Linked DNA regions of Homo sapiens: region 1 is linked to region 2. A link is an interaction called in ENCODE POLR2A ChIA-PET data of the cell type or tissue named here. Cell type or tissue: B cell. All regions are shown on one strand. Links, peaks and the distances in the headings refer to the core of each region. The heading gives the core; the rest is flanking DNA.

Region 1 (8,338 bases), core at 184-8,183, 1.4 Mb before region 2:
GAAAAGTGAACTCTAATCCCAGGAGCTGAGTTTTGATTCTTCTGTTTCCCGTTTTCTTTTCTAGGATTGTTTGAACTTGTCGTTAGTATAATATCTTTCCTCTTTTTCACTGACATGTTCATCTACTGGATTCACAGAGGCCTTCATCATAGACTGGTATATAAGGTAAAGTCATTTGTGGTGAAAAGAGAAAAAAGGTTACACATTTCAGCAATGTATGATTATAAATTCTGTTCTCTATTTCCAAGAATTTCCTCTACCCATATTAAATGTCTAAGTAGCCATAATCATAACAGGTACAGGGTGCATTTTGTTCATATTCTTCTTTATGGGTCTAAGGGGCTGTCTTAAAATTCGTCTGTTCCGGTAACAGGTACACATGGACTTACAGAGGGAACAATAGACATTAGAGACTCCAGAAGGTGGGAGGATGGGAGAGGAGTGAGGGATGAGACGCTCCCTATTGGGTACAATGTGCACTCTTCAGGTGCTAGGTACACTAAAAGCCAGACTTCACCACTGTGCAGTATATCCATGGAACACCACTGCACTTGTACTCATAAATCCATATAAAATTATACTGTTTTAGGGCGAAGAAGGACATTTTATAGAATAAATAATTTTGCTGATCTCTACAGGATTTGTTAGGTTGTTTCCAACATGAGTGTGAGAAGCTAAGTTGAATGTTGCACGGGGTAAAGTTTGCAGTGCTAATTGTGTCCTTTTCTCCTGCAGCGCCTACATAAACCTCACCATATTTGGAAGATTCCTACTCCATTTGCAAGTCATGCTTTTCACCCTATTGATGGCTTTCTTCAGAGTCTACCTTACCATATATACCCTTTTATCTTTCCATTACACAAGGTGGTTTATTTAAGTCTGTACATCTTGGTTAATATCTGGACAATTTCCATTCATGACGGTGATTTTCGTGTCCCCCAAATCTTACAGCCATTTATTAATGGCTCAGCTCATCATACAGACCACCATATGTTCTTTGACTATAATTATGGACAATATTTCACTTTGTGGGATAGGATTGGCGGCTCATTCAAAAATCCTTCATCCTTTGAGGGGAAGGGACCGCTCAGTTATGTGAAGGAGATGACAGAGGGAAAGCGCAGCAGCCATTCAGGAAATGGCTGTAAGAATGAAAAATTATTCAATGGAGAGTTTACAAAGACTGAATAGATTATTGCCCAGTTATTCTTAAGTAAGGACAAAGAAGGAAATATCATCGTATTTCTTTTTTTTAATAAGGAAAAAATAATATCCATACAGTCAAGATACATAGTAAATGGTATCATTTGGAAATCAGCATCGTGGGCACTGCTGAGGAATGATCCTAGTGGTAGGTCAGAAGAAGATGCTGTGAACACCAGGACTTTAATCTTATGCTTAAAATGCCAGATGTTGTTCGGGGGACAACTTGTATCTTTCTAGCAGCAGATCTGTAGTTTGTATAGCCTCAACAACAATTTTAAATAAGATGGAGAATAAATTATTGAGGGGACTAGGCTATATGCATTTGCCTTCATCCACCCATGTTTATTAAGAATCATTGTGCTTAATAATACCAAGACTAAGCACCATAACCAAGAAATACTAATGTAAAGATTGTTTCTTGTTTCAGGAATGGTTAATTCTTCAACGTTGGTATGATAATGATAACTTGTTTTGACTTGAATAAAGTACTACATCAGTGTGGAAAAAAATTCTGATACATTAGCAGCTATGTAAATGACCTAATTGATAGCAGGTGTAATAAGACTATCGTCTTCCTACACATAGGAGGCTCATTCTCTGGACACACTATCACCTATTACATTTTACTGATTAACAAATAAATTGGAATTTAAAAATATCGATATCACCATGATTTAATCCAGATCTGGGATTATGTAGCTAAACATTGTGATGATTATTATTTAAAACCATTATTTAATAAGAGTAAAAATATGTGAATCTGGATATATTTAAAAAAAGAAATTTGATGCCCAGATAATATATTAGGCACTACTGATTTTTTAGTTAAATTGATGCACTACACTTTTGATGTTTGAAGTTACAAACCTGTAATTTTTTTGTAAAGGAAATAATTGCCAAATACCTAGGCCCATTGCTGACGATTAGTTCTAAAATCTTATTCCTCCTCTTCTCCCCTCACTTTTCCCTACTTCCTCTGCAAAAAGATTTAACAAATACATTCATAAGGAAATGTGTGTTGTAACAAATATATTGCAAAAACATAGTTTGTAAAGGCATTCTATAAGCTATTTATGTAAAATCAATAAAAGTTGATCATAATTAAACTGTATCAGTTGAGTATTATAGCAGCACAAAGTATTCTTTGTACAGATTTTGTGCCAATTTGAAGCCACAGAAATGATGTGGATTGTTAATTGTGTTTTAGAACATCCCCGGACACTCAGTGTCACAGGGGGAAAGAAGTGGGTACCACATTCTGTTTATATTTCACATTTTAACTAGATTTGAGTGTTTTTAGCAAGAAATCAGTCTTAAAATCTAATGTCTGGGATCCAGAAGAAAATGTCTTTAATCTGTGAGTTATTGTCACAATGTCATCTTATTTAAATGTACCAATTAGCATTTTGTAATAGGCAAATGTCATTTAGTGCTTTTCACCAATCCCACTCACCCCCGGTGCTCCGCCTTGCCTAAGAAAAAGAAATTAAGGAGAAGTAAACTTTATTTCCTAATATAATGTCAGCTGATATTTATTGAGCTTTTCCTCTTTGCCCAGAGACTAGGACCCAAAGAAGTTAAGTAACTATTCCCAGGTTTATTTCTCTCTCATATGATGTCCCATGTGGATGTTTGTGGTCAGTGGACAGCTTTCCACCTAGTCTTTCTGCGACCCAGGCTCCTTCCTCTTGGGGCTCTGCCTTTCTCTCAGTCCATAGAGCCCTCTTTGTTGAAAGAGCACATAGGAAAAGAAGGAAAAGTCTGTGTGGAAAATGTTTCTGGGTCAGGCCTGGAAGTGGTGCATATCTCTTCCGCCCATGTTCCTTTGGACAGAACTCCGTCACATGGCCCACCTAGAGAGATTTTGGGAAATGTGTCCAGCTGTGTGCCTGGGAGGAAGGGGGCACCATTTTCTTGAGCAGCTAGACAGTTTGCCGTATTTGTGGTGTTCTCCTCTTGTTGATGTTGAAATGGTGAATGAGCCATAAAGTATTTCAGGTTATCCACACACTAATCATCTCAGTGTCTTTAATTCTTAACTCCAATATGAATGTTTAAAGCTTCCTCTAGATTCTTATTCCTATATAACTAATAGAGAAGAAAGGACAGCTTCCTATGGGGAAGACAGAGGCTTCCTCATAGATGTTAGGAATAATCAAACTTGCCCCTGCCCTTTCACCCGTCTCAAATTCTGGTCTTTTAAAGCAGCGTTATGTTAAGTAGTCCTAACATTGTAATATACAGTACTGCCACATTCTCCTACTTTCTATTAGAGGAAGTCAGAGAATATTTATGGAAGTGAGGACCCAAATTACCTTCTACAGATGACTTTTATAGTTACAGGACAGAAAGTGAAAATCAAGGTTACGTTTTCTACTTTTGTGGTAGAAATTGAGAAGTGGGTGGATATGGTTCGAGAAGACCTTTCAGAAACACAGAGACTGAGTCTTTGTCTTCCATGCTGTCTCTGCAGTACTGAGTGAATTTCCTTATACCCTTGTATCATGTTTTCCTCCCATCTTCTAGAAGCTGGGGACAGATTTGGAAGAGAATTACACAAGTTCAGTTTTTTGATACATGGATTTTACAGTGCATGCAGGTTATTTATGTAGAGAGGAGGTCTGGGAGAAAGATGGAAACTAGGGAGATGACTGAGAACAAAGATATTTGGGATTAACACAGATAGAAGAAAAGTTTGAAACCATGAGATTGTCACAGCATGAAAAAAGATATTCAAAGACACTAACCAACTTGAGGGGTGCAGTGGTCTGAATGTGTCCTCCAAAATTCAAATGTGGAAATGTATTTGCCAGTGAGATAGTATGTAGAGGTGGGGCCTTGAGGAAGTGATTAAGTCATGAGGGCTCTGGGATTAATGACTTAAAAAGAGGTGTGAGGCAGCTGTTCAGCCCTTCTGTCTCCTGTCCCTTTTTTTTTTTTTTTTTTTGAGATGGAGTCTTGCTCTGTTGCCCCAGGCTGGAGTGCAGTGGCGTGATCTTGGTTCACTGCAAGCTCCACCTCCCGGGTTCACGCCATTCTCCTGCCTCAGCCTCCCGAGTAGCTGGGACTACAGGTGCCCGCCACCACCACGCCCGGCTAATTTTTTATATTTTTAGTAGAGATGGGGTTTCACCGTGTTAGCCAGGATGGTCTTGATCTCCTGACCTCATGATCTGCCTGCCTCGGCCTCCCAAAGTGCTGGGATTATAGGTGTGAGCCACCATGCCCAGCCCCTTCTGTCCCTTCTAACGTGAGGACCCAGCAACAAGGTACCATCTTGAAAGCAGCAACTGGGGACTCAGCAGACACCAAACCAACTGGTGCTTAACCGTGACTTCCCAGCCTCCAGAGCTGTAAGAAAATAAATTTCTATTATTTATAGATTACCCAGTTGAAGATACTTTGTTAAGGCAGTACAAATGGACTAAGACAAGGGGGAAGAAATTTGCATTCCTGATCTTCCCAACTTCTTCAAATTCACAACACTTGAATGACAGTCTTATTTCAGCACTTACTGCTATCACCTATTACTTTTATGTGTGTCTTACCTATTTGAGATGCCAGATTCCTTGGAAGTAGAGACCGTGTCTGAATCATCATTGTATTAAACCACTCATCCTTAACAAATGCCCAAGCCATGGTTAAAGTTCAATAAATACTTTGTTGAATTTATTAATAAAATGGCAGAAATGTCATTCTCTTCCATATATGTTTAATAAATCCCTGATAGGTGCTAAGCACTGCACTAGGTAAAAATTCTCTTCTGATGCTGTCTTTTTGGCCAACCATTTTTTTATCATTTATTCATTAGCTGACATTTGCTAAGTGCTTTGGAGGGGTCAAAAGGGGAAGTAATGAGAAATCAAAGATGGTCCCTACATCAAGGATAAACTATCTTTTTTTAGTCACTCAAAGTCATAACCCTTTGGAAACAAAACCCACCAGTACCCCAGATTTTGACCACAGATGAATCAGTACTACAAGGACTGGTTAGAGGGTTGAATGAATCTGTATACTCAGCACTTAACACAGCACTCTGGGTAAAAGAAAAAAGATCCTCAAAGATATTAGTTGGTTACATCAAGAAAGGACAAACTTAGGTTAATCTATAACTTCATCTCAGAGGAACAGGAACTTTGGAGATAAACAGGGCTCTGCCACTTGCAAGTTGCACCATCCCTGGTTTCTCCATCTGTAAATTGATTAAAACACTGCCTATCTAATAAGATTAAATAAGTTAGAAGCATTCAGTTAAATGTCAACTGAAACTATTGTTCATGTAAATTGTGCTTGATGCTTTTTCTTTCTAGATTCAATGATTATTGTCATTTTACCTCCATAGGCCCTCAATAGAAATCAGTTGCAGAGGGCAGAAGCCTAGATATTTTCACCTTAAAATTGGAGGGTGAAAGACATTGAGGTGAAGTAGAGATAGAGGGTACACAGAAAAATCGTATAAGTAAAACTAACATCGTTAACATTATTTACTGTAAGTTATCTTTGTAAGAGTGGTAAAATACATTGTGTTGTTAAATAATTTCATTTAAAAAATGCATCACTTTGTGTGTTTTTATATTGCTAAAACCATAAGGCCAGTCTACAAGGTTTGTAGATAAAATAGAAACATACCTTCCTTGAAAAGCAGAATAAATTTTTTAAAGGCAGGAAGGAAGTGTTTGAACCATGTGTCAACAAGCTTTACTGTCAAAGCAGGCTTTTGGTATGGGAAGAAAAATACTTATAAATACTTGTTTTAATATTTGCTTTATTAAAATACATTTAAAATACAGCATTTTTAAATCTCTAAGCTCAACTTGAAGATATAAGAACAGTAAATTTGATAAAAATGAGAAATTACATTCCCATTTCTTTAACAATTTGTAAATTCCAATTATCCTGAACATTTAATACCATTTACATATTTTATTAATCACATTTTCTTAAACATTTGATAAGAGATTTAATATTTTGATCCAACTACCAAAAAAGCAGACTTGTGTACTTGACAGATTTTTCTAAACACTTCACAACTCACGATTCAAACAAAGACAAAATAGCATATCAAAAGTTAATCACTCAGTTGGAAAGCACTCATACCATAGGCTTTTATTCATTTCTTGAATAATTTTGTTATATCTTCCTCTTTTAGGCTGCAATGAGCTATAATTGCACTACTGCACTCCACGCTGGGTGACAGAGCAAGACCCTATCTCTAAAAATAAAAAAGTATATATATATAAAAATATCTTCCTCTATTATAATTTAACTCATTAAGCCATTTATTTAGATGTAAACTTGCCCCCCTGACATGTGGTATGAAACAAATAGAAACCTAGAAATTTAGTGCATATTCAAATATTAAGACAGACACTGGTGTGGTGACTTTTGTCTGTCGCTTCATTGGGACGTTTTTTCTTTCTGATCAACTTAATGAAATTATAATTTACTATAATTAAGTGTAGCCATTTTTACTGTAGAGTTCAATGATCTTTGATGAACGTGTACACCCATGTAACCACCACCCCCAATCAAAGTAAAGAACATTTTCTTACCAGAATAAATTTCCTCTCCGTTTGCAGTCATTCTCCCCAGCCCTAGGTCACCACTGATCCACCTTCTGTTACTGGAAGGTTAGTTTTCTTCCCTGATTTAGAATTTCATATAAATTAAATCAGATAGTATATACTCTTGTGTTTAGTTTCTTTAGCTTAACATGTTTAGAGATATTTGCTGTTGCCTGTGTCTGTAGCTTTTTGTTTTCATTGCTGAATAGTATTTCATTGTAATATACCACAGTTGGTTTATGTATTTGCTGATGAATATTTGTGTTATTTCCAGCGTGGGATTATTATGAATAAAGTTGCTACAAACATTTGTATACAAGTCTTTGTGTGGCTATATGTTGTTATTTCTCGTTGGTAAATATCTATTAGATTTGCTGGGTCATAGGGAAGAGATATATATGTATACGTTTAATTTTATAAAACACTGTGAAACTATTTTCCAAAGGGTTGTACCATTTTACCCTCCTGCTCCCAATGATGAGAATTCCATTTTTCCCGCATGTTCACTAACACTTAGTATCGTCAGTCCTTATTTGTAACCATTCTAGTGGGTGTGAGGTAGTGTCCCACTGTGGCTTAATTTGCATTTTCCTGTGACTAATGATGTTAAGCACCTTTTCTCCTGCTTTTTTTTTTTTTCTTTTTCAAACTTTTTATATCTTTTGTAAAGTATCTGTTTAAATCTTTGGCCATTTTAAAAATTAGGTTGTTTTGGTGTTATTGACTTATAAGATTTTGTATATATTGACAAAAATTCTTTGTTAGATGTATGTATTACCAATATTTACTCCAATTTAGCTTGTCTTTTCATTTCCTTACTATCTTTTGATAAGGAAAAAATGTTTAATTTTTATTCAGACCACTTTATCAATTTTTATCTTTCATAACTATTGCATTTTCTGTCCAACCTAAGAAATCTTTGCCAATCCCAAAGCAAGCCTGGAATTTCCTTTGTGACAAGGTTTTTGATAATGAGTTCATTTCTTAGAAGATAAAGACTTCATGTTTTCCTCTCTTCCTTTCTCAATTCTGATACATTATTTTTCAAGAAATTGTTTACTACATTTAAGTAATAAAATTTTTTTGCCATAAAGTTGTAACATTCCCTATTTCCCTTTTAATGCCTATAGGATCAGTAGTTATATTTCCTATCTAATTCCTGATATTGATGATTTGTGTTTGCTCTTTTTCTTGATTAGTCTGAGATGAAATTAATTTTATTGATTTTTTTTTTTTTTTTTTTTTTTTTTTTTTTTTTTGAGACAGGGTCTCACTCTGTCATCCAGGCTGGAGTACAGTGGTTTGACCACAGCTCATTACAGCCTCAACCTCCCGGGCTCAAACAATCCTCCCTCCTCAGCCTCCCAAATAGCTGGGACTACAGGCACGTGCCAGCACACCCAGCTATTTTTGTTTGTTTGTTTGTTTTGTAGAGATGAGTTCTCACTATGTTGCCAGGGTTGGTCTTGAACTCCAGGACTCAAGCAATTCTCCCACCTCAGCCTCCCAAAGTGCTGGGATTACAGGCGTGAGCCACTGCGCCCAGCCCAATATTAATCTTTTAAAGA
Region 2 (8,338 bases), core at 49-8,048:
CTCTACAAAAAATGCATAAAAATTAGCCAGCATGGTGGTGTGCACCTGGTCTTGAAGATCCACTGAGCAATCAAGATACCCTCCTGGGACGTCAGGCCTCAGATCTGCAGCAGCTTTTCTACATCAGGTTGGAGGAGAATATTTGAAGTTCTTATCTTCCTCCAAACGTAAGACCACAGGCCCACAAATGGAAGGCTGAACAGACAGCTGTGTCCCCTTGCTGTCTGGCCGCCTCAGACACCACAGATCTCCCGGTATCACTTTATCCATCAGGCCTTGGCAGGGAGGCCACAAGTGGGCTGTCTTGTTCCGGCCTGTGGCTGCCAGCCTTACAGACCAGTGGAGCAGGAGAGATGGGCCTCAGAGGAAGAGCGGTGGGACACCAGGAAAACCGCCTCGGTGAGATGGCCTGCATTGTGCGTGACTGGTGAAGACTTCCGAATGGGATGACTCCCAGGGGGTGTTGAGTAAACAGACGGTTGCTGTTTGCTGTGCAGCTGGCTCCGAAGGATGTGGAGGATGGAATCTCAGTATGTGAAGTTTTTTTTGGTTTGTTTTTTGTTGTTTGGTTTTTTAATGTTCCTTTTCCATCTTCTGCATGCTGGGGCACCAGCCGCTGCCCCAGAATGGGTTGTCCTGGGAAACAGGTCATGCAGGGCTACCGATGTTTAGTCTGGAAAAGACATGCAGAGATAAGGAAGATGTTGAGGCAGGACAGAACCAGGCTCCTGTTAGTCCAACAAAAGTTTACTGAGCAGTGACTTTGTGTCAGGCACCTGGGAATTGTGCCGCATTCTGAAGGTACAATCATGAATAAGACCCTGACCACAAGGAGCCCTCAACCTCTTGAAGAAGACAGACCCAAGCAGATGACTTCAACATAATGTGGTATGATGGAGAGGGATGGAGGGTATCTCTCCTCTAAGAGTGAAAGGGCTGTCAACTGAAAAACGGATGCCTATTTTGTGAACTTTTTTTTTTTTGAGATGGAGTCTCCCTGTCACCCAGGCTGGAGTCCAGTGGTACAATCTTGGCTCACTGCAACCTTTGCCTCCCGGATTCAAGCGATTCTTCTGCCTCAACCTCAACCTCCCATGTAGCTGGGATCACAGATGCACACCACCACACCCAGCTACTTTTTGTGTTTTTAGTAGAGATGGGGTTTCACCATGTTGGCCAGGCTGATCTCGAATTCCTGACCTCAGGTGATCTGCCTGTTTCGGCCTCCCAAAGTGCTGGGATTACAGGCGTGAGGCACAGTGCCCGGCCTATTTTGTGAACTTTAATGAGTGGTTATAATTGCTGGGGACAGGGTCAGATTTCAGTTCACAAGAAAAAACAACTTTTGGAAACCATTGGCCCACGTACAGATGCTCGACCTCCTCAGCGAGAGTTTTCTCTGGTTCTGAGTGAGCACAGCAGAGCTTCCTGGTTAGCCTCCTCAGAAGGACCCAAGCATTCTGTGTTGGAGTCAGGAGCATACCTAAAGTCCCTGGGGGACCAGGCTGGGCCAGCCTGCAGTAGGGACATGGCCTCTAGGGGTGTCCTTTATGGATCAGCTTCTGGATAGCGGCTTTCATGGGCATGATTCTCAGGTTGGTTAGGGATGGATTATCCATACCCCAGGGCTGAGGGGATGTGCAGTGATGAACTGATGGAATTGAGCAATGGCCTTAGGAAAGATGAGCCCTCAGCATTCGCTGGTTGGGCAAGCGTTCACTGGCCAGCCACTGTCTGGCCTCTGGGCACGTGACAGTGAGTTGTGCTCAGCATTTTGGGAAGGGATTACTGCTGAGAGAGGCCTCAGCAAAGGAGATGGGAAGCAAGTCCAGTGTAACCAAGCCAGGGCAGAACAGCCACCTTAGGAGGAAGAAAAGGAACTGTTGAGCTGGGGATGCAGGCCCTTGAGACTCAGGAGGATTTGAATTTGTAAGTTAGGAGGCTGAAGTTTTCAGCAGTAAAAGGAATAGCCTTAGCCAACCTTTAACTCCTTACCATAGAAAGTTCCAGGGCTGGGCGCGGTGGCTCACGCCTGTAATCCTAGCACTTTGGGAGGCTGAGGCGGGCAGATCACAAGGTCAGGAGATCGAGACCATCCTGGCTAACACGGTGAAACCCCGTCTCTACTAAAAATACAAAAATAAAAATAAAAATTAGCTAGGCATGGTGGCGGGCGCCTGTAGTCCCAGCTACTCGGGAGGCTGAGGCAGGAGAATGGCGTGAACCCGGGAGGCAGAGCTTGCAGTGAGCCGAGATGGCTCCACTGCACTCCAGCCTGGGCGACAGAGTGAGACTCCGTCACTTAAAAAAGTTCCAGAAGGCCTGGCGCTCTTTCTATTGTCACTGCAATTTCTGATGATGGAGAGAATGCATATTTTTTTGCTAAAGAGTCCAATCCTATCTCCTTGTTTGGTCCTCTTTGCTCTGGAATTGCTCTTTCTGCAGAGGGGATTTTCTACTTTAAAAGAAAAAGAAGATCATGATGAAGAAGGAAGTACTCTCAAATTTCTTCAGCCTTTCTCAGCTTACTGCTGGACTCCTGCCAGAATATTAGAGTATCTTTTTAGAGCTGCATATCTAGGGTTCAGGATGCCTCTTTTTCTTCCACTAATTTCCTGTTAATAGGGCTGTGTTGTTGTTTTTCCCACACACATTTATTAAGTGTGTGCTCTGCTAGTATCAAAAGAAACAGATATGGCTAGAGAATGAGCTGCCACCTTGGTGCTCCCAGTCTAGTAGGGAAAACAAAAATAAAAATTAAATTATATCAAAATAAAAAAAGAAAACCAAATAAGTATACAGCAGTCTGCTAAGTGCCCACAAACACAGAGATGTAAACGGTGCTATGGAATCATGAAAGAGCTAGTGAAAATAACTCGAGTTGGGGCCCCTCGTTCCTCTGAAGAGCTGGATTTTGTCAAGTGAATTCATATTAGATTCTCAAAGCTGTTGGAGGTAAATACCATTCAGTCATCTCTTATGTGCCAATCATAAGCCATGGCACCTTACAAACATTGTCTGTCTTTTTTTTTTTTTTTTTTTGAGACGGAGTCTAGCTCTGTTGCTGAGGCTGGAGTGCAGCGGCGCGATCTCAGTTCACTGCAAGCTCCGCCTCCCCGGTTCACGCCATTCTCCTGCCTCAGCCTCCCCAGTACCTGGGACTACAGGCGCCCGCCACCACACCCGGCTAATTTTTTTGCATTTTTAGTAGAGACAGGGTTTCACCATGTTAGCCAGGACGGTCTTGATCTCCTGACCTCGTGATCTGCCCTCCTCGGCATCCCAAAGTACTGGGATTATAGGCATGAGCCACCGCGCCCAGCCCAAACATTGTCTTCTTACTCAGCACAGCAAAGCTCTGCAGTTAGTTTTTTTTTTTTTTTTTTTTTTGAGGCGGAGTCTCGCTCTGAGGCCCAGGCTGGAGTGCAGTGGCACAATCGCAGCTCACTGCAACCTCCGCCTTTTGGGTTCAAGCGATTCTCCTGTCTCAGCCTCCTGAGGAGCTGGGATTACAGGCGTGCACCATCATACCCGGCTAATTTTCGTATTTTTTGTAGAGACAGGGTTTCACCATGTTGGCCAGGCTGGTCTCGAACTCCTCACCTCTGGTGATCCACCCACCTTCGTCTCCCAAAGTACTGGGATTACAGGCATAAGCCACCGTGCCTGGCCTGCAGTTAGTATTAATAAACCCATTTTACAGATGAGGAAACTGAGTTTATTAAACATGCACCATGATTAAGTGGCAGAGCTGGGTCCCTAACCCAAGTTTTCCTGGCTCCAAAAACCTTTTATTAGACCCGTGTTTATGGTGCCTCGGTTTCTGCTTTGCTGGTTTATTTTTGTTCCTGGATCACAGCTTTAAACTTGCACACAGAGCTCTAGCACCCTGACTGGCAAATAAGCATTACTGGCAATGCAGCCAGCTGCTGTTTCCTGTGTTTAGAGACCACATTGCAGGAAAGTGTTTTAAGAGTTGTTTTGAGTGTTGGTTCTGTTCCTCCGTGTGAAAGTGTGGATGCTGTTCTGAGAAAGAGAAAGGTGACGCGGATGCTCAGCGTTCTGTGGCAGTTCCCATTTGGTGGGGATTTGGAGAGGAATTGATATGTCACTGGATGAGATCAGAGTCTTTGTTCTGTTTGGTCTGAGACCATGTGGCATCATGAAATCAATGGACTGTGAGGTCAAAGTTCTAGAACTAGCTCAGCCGCTGTTCTGTCCTGTGACTTTGGGTAAGACAGTTTATGTCTGCTTTGCCCATCTGTGCAATTTAGTTCTTCAAAGCTGCAAGGAGCACCTCTGATGAGCCAAGCACTGGGGTCCATGGCCCCCAGAGATAAACAGGATGTAATCCTGGCCCCAGTGAATTCCTGAGAGTAGGAAGGAGATAGACGCATACACAGTAGATAATCACAAAACAAGGAGGCACCTGCTGAAGGCAGAGCCCATTTTCCTCCAGTTTGCAGCGGACCATCTTGGAACTGCAGGGTATTTGGAACTTCTTTACAATTAAATAGAGAGAGAGTGAGAGCTTACATTTGTTCTGAACCTACTATGTGTAATTTTACTCTTTTCCCAATCCTGAGGAAAGTAGTAAGCAGTACTTCCATTTTACAAATGAGAAAAGCAAGACAGATACATTAAAGGATTTATCCCACTCAGAAGTGACTGTGCCAATGCACTGAAGTTTATCTGGCTTTAGACCCCTCAGCTCTCCCACCTCACCCTAACAGCCCTTGTAAGATTTCATTAAAAAAATTTTTGGCTGGGTGTGGTGGCTCAGGCCTGTAATCCCAACACTTTGAGAGGCTGAGGCAAGAGGATCGCTTTGAGCCCAGGAGTTCGAGACCAGCCTGGGCAACAAGGAGAAACCCCGTCTTTACTAAAAAAATACAACAACTGGCTGGGCAGGATGACTCACAGCTGTAATCCCAGCACTTTGGGAGGCCGAGGCAGGTGGTTTACCTGACGTCAGGAGTTCAAGACCAGCCTGGCCAACATGGTAAAACGTGTCTGTACTAAAAATACAAAAATTAGCTGGACGTGGTGGCAGGTGCCTGTAATCCCAGTTACTCAAGAGGCTAAGGCAGGAGAATCGCTTGAAAACCTGGGAGGCAGAGGTTGCAGTGAGCCGAGATTGCGCCAGTGCACTCCAACCTGGGCAACAAGAGCAAAACTCCATCTCAAAAAAATAATATATACAAAAACTAGTTGGGCATGGTGGCACAGGCCCGTAGTCTCAGTTACACTGGCTGAGGTGGGAGGATTGCTTGAGCCCAGGAGATGGAGGTTGCAGTGAGCCAAGAATGTGCCACTGTACTCCAGCCTGAGTGACAGAGCCAGACCCTGTCTAAAAAAAAATTCTAAATAGCGACATTCCAGCATCCCTGCATTATTGAACTGTTGTCTCCCTGTCTTCCCCTCAGGCTCCCTTCTGTATTTCCTGGCATCACTGTCACCTTCTGGCCCTTCCTGCTCACCTTTGCCTCCCGCCCCCAGGCTCTTCTGTGTGACTCAGCCACCTTTATGAAAGCCGCCTTTATCACTCAAGCCCTTGCATTTTCAACACCTCTGGGTCTTGCTTATGTTTGTTGATGAATCCATGGATAACTTCATCCTGGGTACATTTTTCTCTTAGATGAAATGTTATACAGTCGGCCCTCCATGTCCATAGGTTTTGAATTTGTTGTTTCAACCAATTGCAAATCAAAAATATTGGGGGGAAAAATTGCATGTGTACTGAACATGAACAGAATTTTTTCCTGCCATTATTTCCTGAACAATACAGTATAACAACTATTTACATAGCTTCTATGTTGTAATCGGTATTATAAGTAACCCAGAGATGATTTAAAGTACACAGGAGGGTGTGCATGGGTTATATGCAAATACTGCACCATTTTATATCAAGGACTTGAGGATTTCGATATCTGAGGGAGGTCCTGGAATCATTCCCCTATGGATACCAAGGGAGTACTGTACGTTCTTTTCAAATATTCTCTCCTTTGAGAAAATTTCTCAGGTTGCATTATCCATTCCTAACTCCTATATACTACATTCCCATCTCGAGGCAGAATGTGTTTATGTGCGTCTGTGCTGCCCTGGAACATTGTACGTACCTGATGCCGTGCCTCTGGTGGAGCACTTACCATTATCACATCATCAAAGTCAGCTTATGTCAGTTTCCCAGACTAGACTGTGACTCCTTGGAGAGATAGTATCTTAGTCTTTTATCTTTCCCTAGCCCTTTGCATGGTGCCTGGTACATAATAAGCACTCCATTCATTCATCTCTTTAATAACCTTTTATTAACATTTATTATTTTGTATACCCTGTGCTAGCTGAGATGGTGCCATTGCACTCCAGCATGGGCAAGAGGAGCAAAACTCCCTCTCGAAAAAAAAAAGGCTCTTATAAGGGTACTATTGCTTTTGAGGCAGAGTCTTACTCTGTTGCCCAGGCTGGAGTGCAGTGGCAGAATCTTGGCTCACCACAACCTCTGCCTCCCAGATTCAAGCAATTCTCCGGCCTCAGCCTCCTGAGTAGCTGGGATTACAGGTGCCCACCACCACACCCAGCTCCCACCTCCATGCCCAGCTAGTTTTTGTATTTTTAGTAGAGATGGGATTTTGCCATGTTGGCAAGGCTGGTCTCAAACTCCTGACCTCAGGTGATGTGCCTGCTGAGGCTTTCCAATGTGCTAGGATTATAGGCATGAGCCAAGGGCACTAATCTCATCATTAGAATTCCTCCCATGAACTTGTCTAACCCTAATTACCTCCCAAAGGCCCCATCTTCAAATACCATCATATTAAAGGTTAGGGCTTCAATATATGAATTTTAAGAGGAAACAATTCAGTTCAGTTCATATCAGCCATCAGTGACCTGGAGAGAATACCTATGTGACTGAATGGTGGGAATTTGAGGCCAGGTGGGACCCTACTCCATCCTGCCACAGCCCTGTCAGCTAGCAGGGGTCACAATGGGGACCATCCTCTCTGCCCTTCTTTCCATTGTGGCTGCACTCAGCCTAGATCTGTCTGGCTGACCCATGTTCCTTTGAGTCCAGATGTCCAATAAGAAAATAGAAACCATAAGAAGTGAGAAGGGAAATGCCTGCAGCCTCTAGGAGTGAAGATGGTGAAGGCTAAATCTCTTTCCTAGGTCTCTCACTAACCACTTGGGATCACTTCCACATGACTCACTAGTATATGTGATGGTCCAGCAGGCACTGCCACCATCATCCCAGGACCCACTGCCCAGAGGCTGAAAGGTGTGTTTTCAGGAGCTGATTGACCCTTGTGCTCCACAAAATAGTCAGTCATGGGGAGGGGCTGCCATTCCCAAAATCTCTTAAGAGTTTCAGACCATTCAGAGTTTGGAATGCTGTGGAACAAATTCCTCCATCAGTCAGGAGAATGAGTATCCACTTATGAGGCATAGCTTAGAGCAAAGGAACCGCGTACCAGGATTTAGAAAGTGTGGGCTCTAGTCCCAGCGTTTCGCCTGATTTGCTGCATAATCCTGGGTAATTCATTTGTGCCATCCCAAATAACACTCATTATACCCCATGATGTACCAAGAACTGTGCTTGGCTGCTGGATATGCAGGAATAAACAAGGATGCCTCTGTGTTTAAGAGCCGTAGTGTCATAACCATGTAATTCAGGCTGTGAAGAGGTACACGAGGTACTAAGAGACCTGACTAAAAGCCACGTAGCCCAGAAAGCACAAGACTCACAGGATCCAGGAAGGATCCACTCTAAGGAGGTGCCACTGGAGCTGAGGTTGGGAAGACAGGGAGTTGGGCAACTGGACATGTTGAGGGTGAAGGGGTGGGGCGAGGAGGGGATAGTGTAGGTGAAGAGGTCAGTGCGTGCATAGGCACGATGGATGAGAAATCCTGGTGCACCAACGCAGTGTATTTGGGGGCAGAGGAGCTGGAGAAGCTGGCGACAATTGCATGGTACTAGGGAGTCTCAGTTTATTTTGAAGGCCCCGGAAAGGCACCAAAGGATGGTGAGCAAGTTCACGATGTAACCAGATTTGTCTGAGAGAGCATAGCCTCGCCACTCAAAATGTGGTCCTCAGACCAGCCCTTTTGGTACCAACCAGGAGCTTGTTAGAAACATAGAATCTCAGCTCTACCTCAAACCCACTACGTTAGAATCTCCACTTTAATAAGATCCTTAGGTGATTGGTATGTACACTGAAGTCTGGGACACCTTGATCTCTAGCAAGGACCAGCAAACTCTGTAGAGGGCCAGAGAGTAAATATTTCAGGCTTGGCCGACCATATGGTCTCCATGGTGGCTACTCAGCTCTGCTGTTTTGCAATA

The links. Peaks named below come from ENCODE experiments on the same cell type or tissue, not always from the same donor. Only the 100,000 strongest peaks of a DNase experiment are listed, where the experiment ranks them.
Region 1: POLR2A ChIA-PET joins it to region 2 with 6 read pairs; 1 of 35 experiments calls an interaction of 5 or more read pairs at or near these places.

The regions. Positions count from the first base shown.
Region 1 is chr11:121,306,322-121,314,659 of GRCh38, forward strand. It overlaps SC5D (sterol-C5-desaturase), which reads left to right. Exons shown (of 5, transcript NM_006918.5): 4 at 65-165; 5 at 736-7,089. The coding sequence ends at 1,191. Among named protein-coding and RNA genes, the nearest start is that of SC5D, 18 kb to the left of the region's middle. In B cell, for the core only: no CTCF peak of the experiment used is centred there; a DNase peak (open chromatin) is centred at 3,600; H3K4me3 peaks cover 399 bases; H3K27ac peaks cover 1,586 bases.
Region 2 is chr11:122,671,357-122,679,694 of GRCh38, forward strand. The region is part of intron 1 of UBASH3B (ubiquitin associated and SH3 domain containing B); the gene reads left to right. Among named protein-coding and RNA genes, the nearest start is that of UBASH3B, 20 kb to the left of the region's middle. RefSeq lists an enhancer at 1-288. In B cell, for the core only: no CTCF peak of the experiment used is centred there; a DNase peak (open chromatin) is centred at 4,096; H3K27me3 peaks cover 449 bases.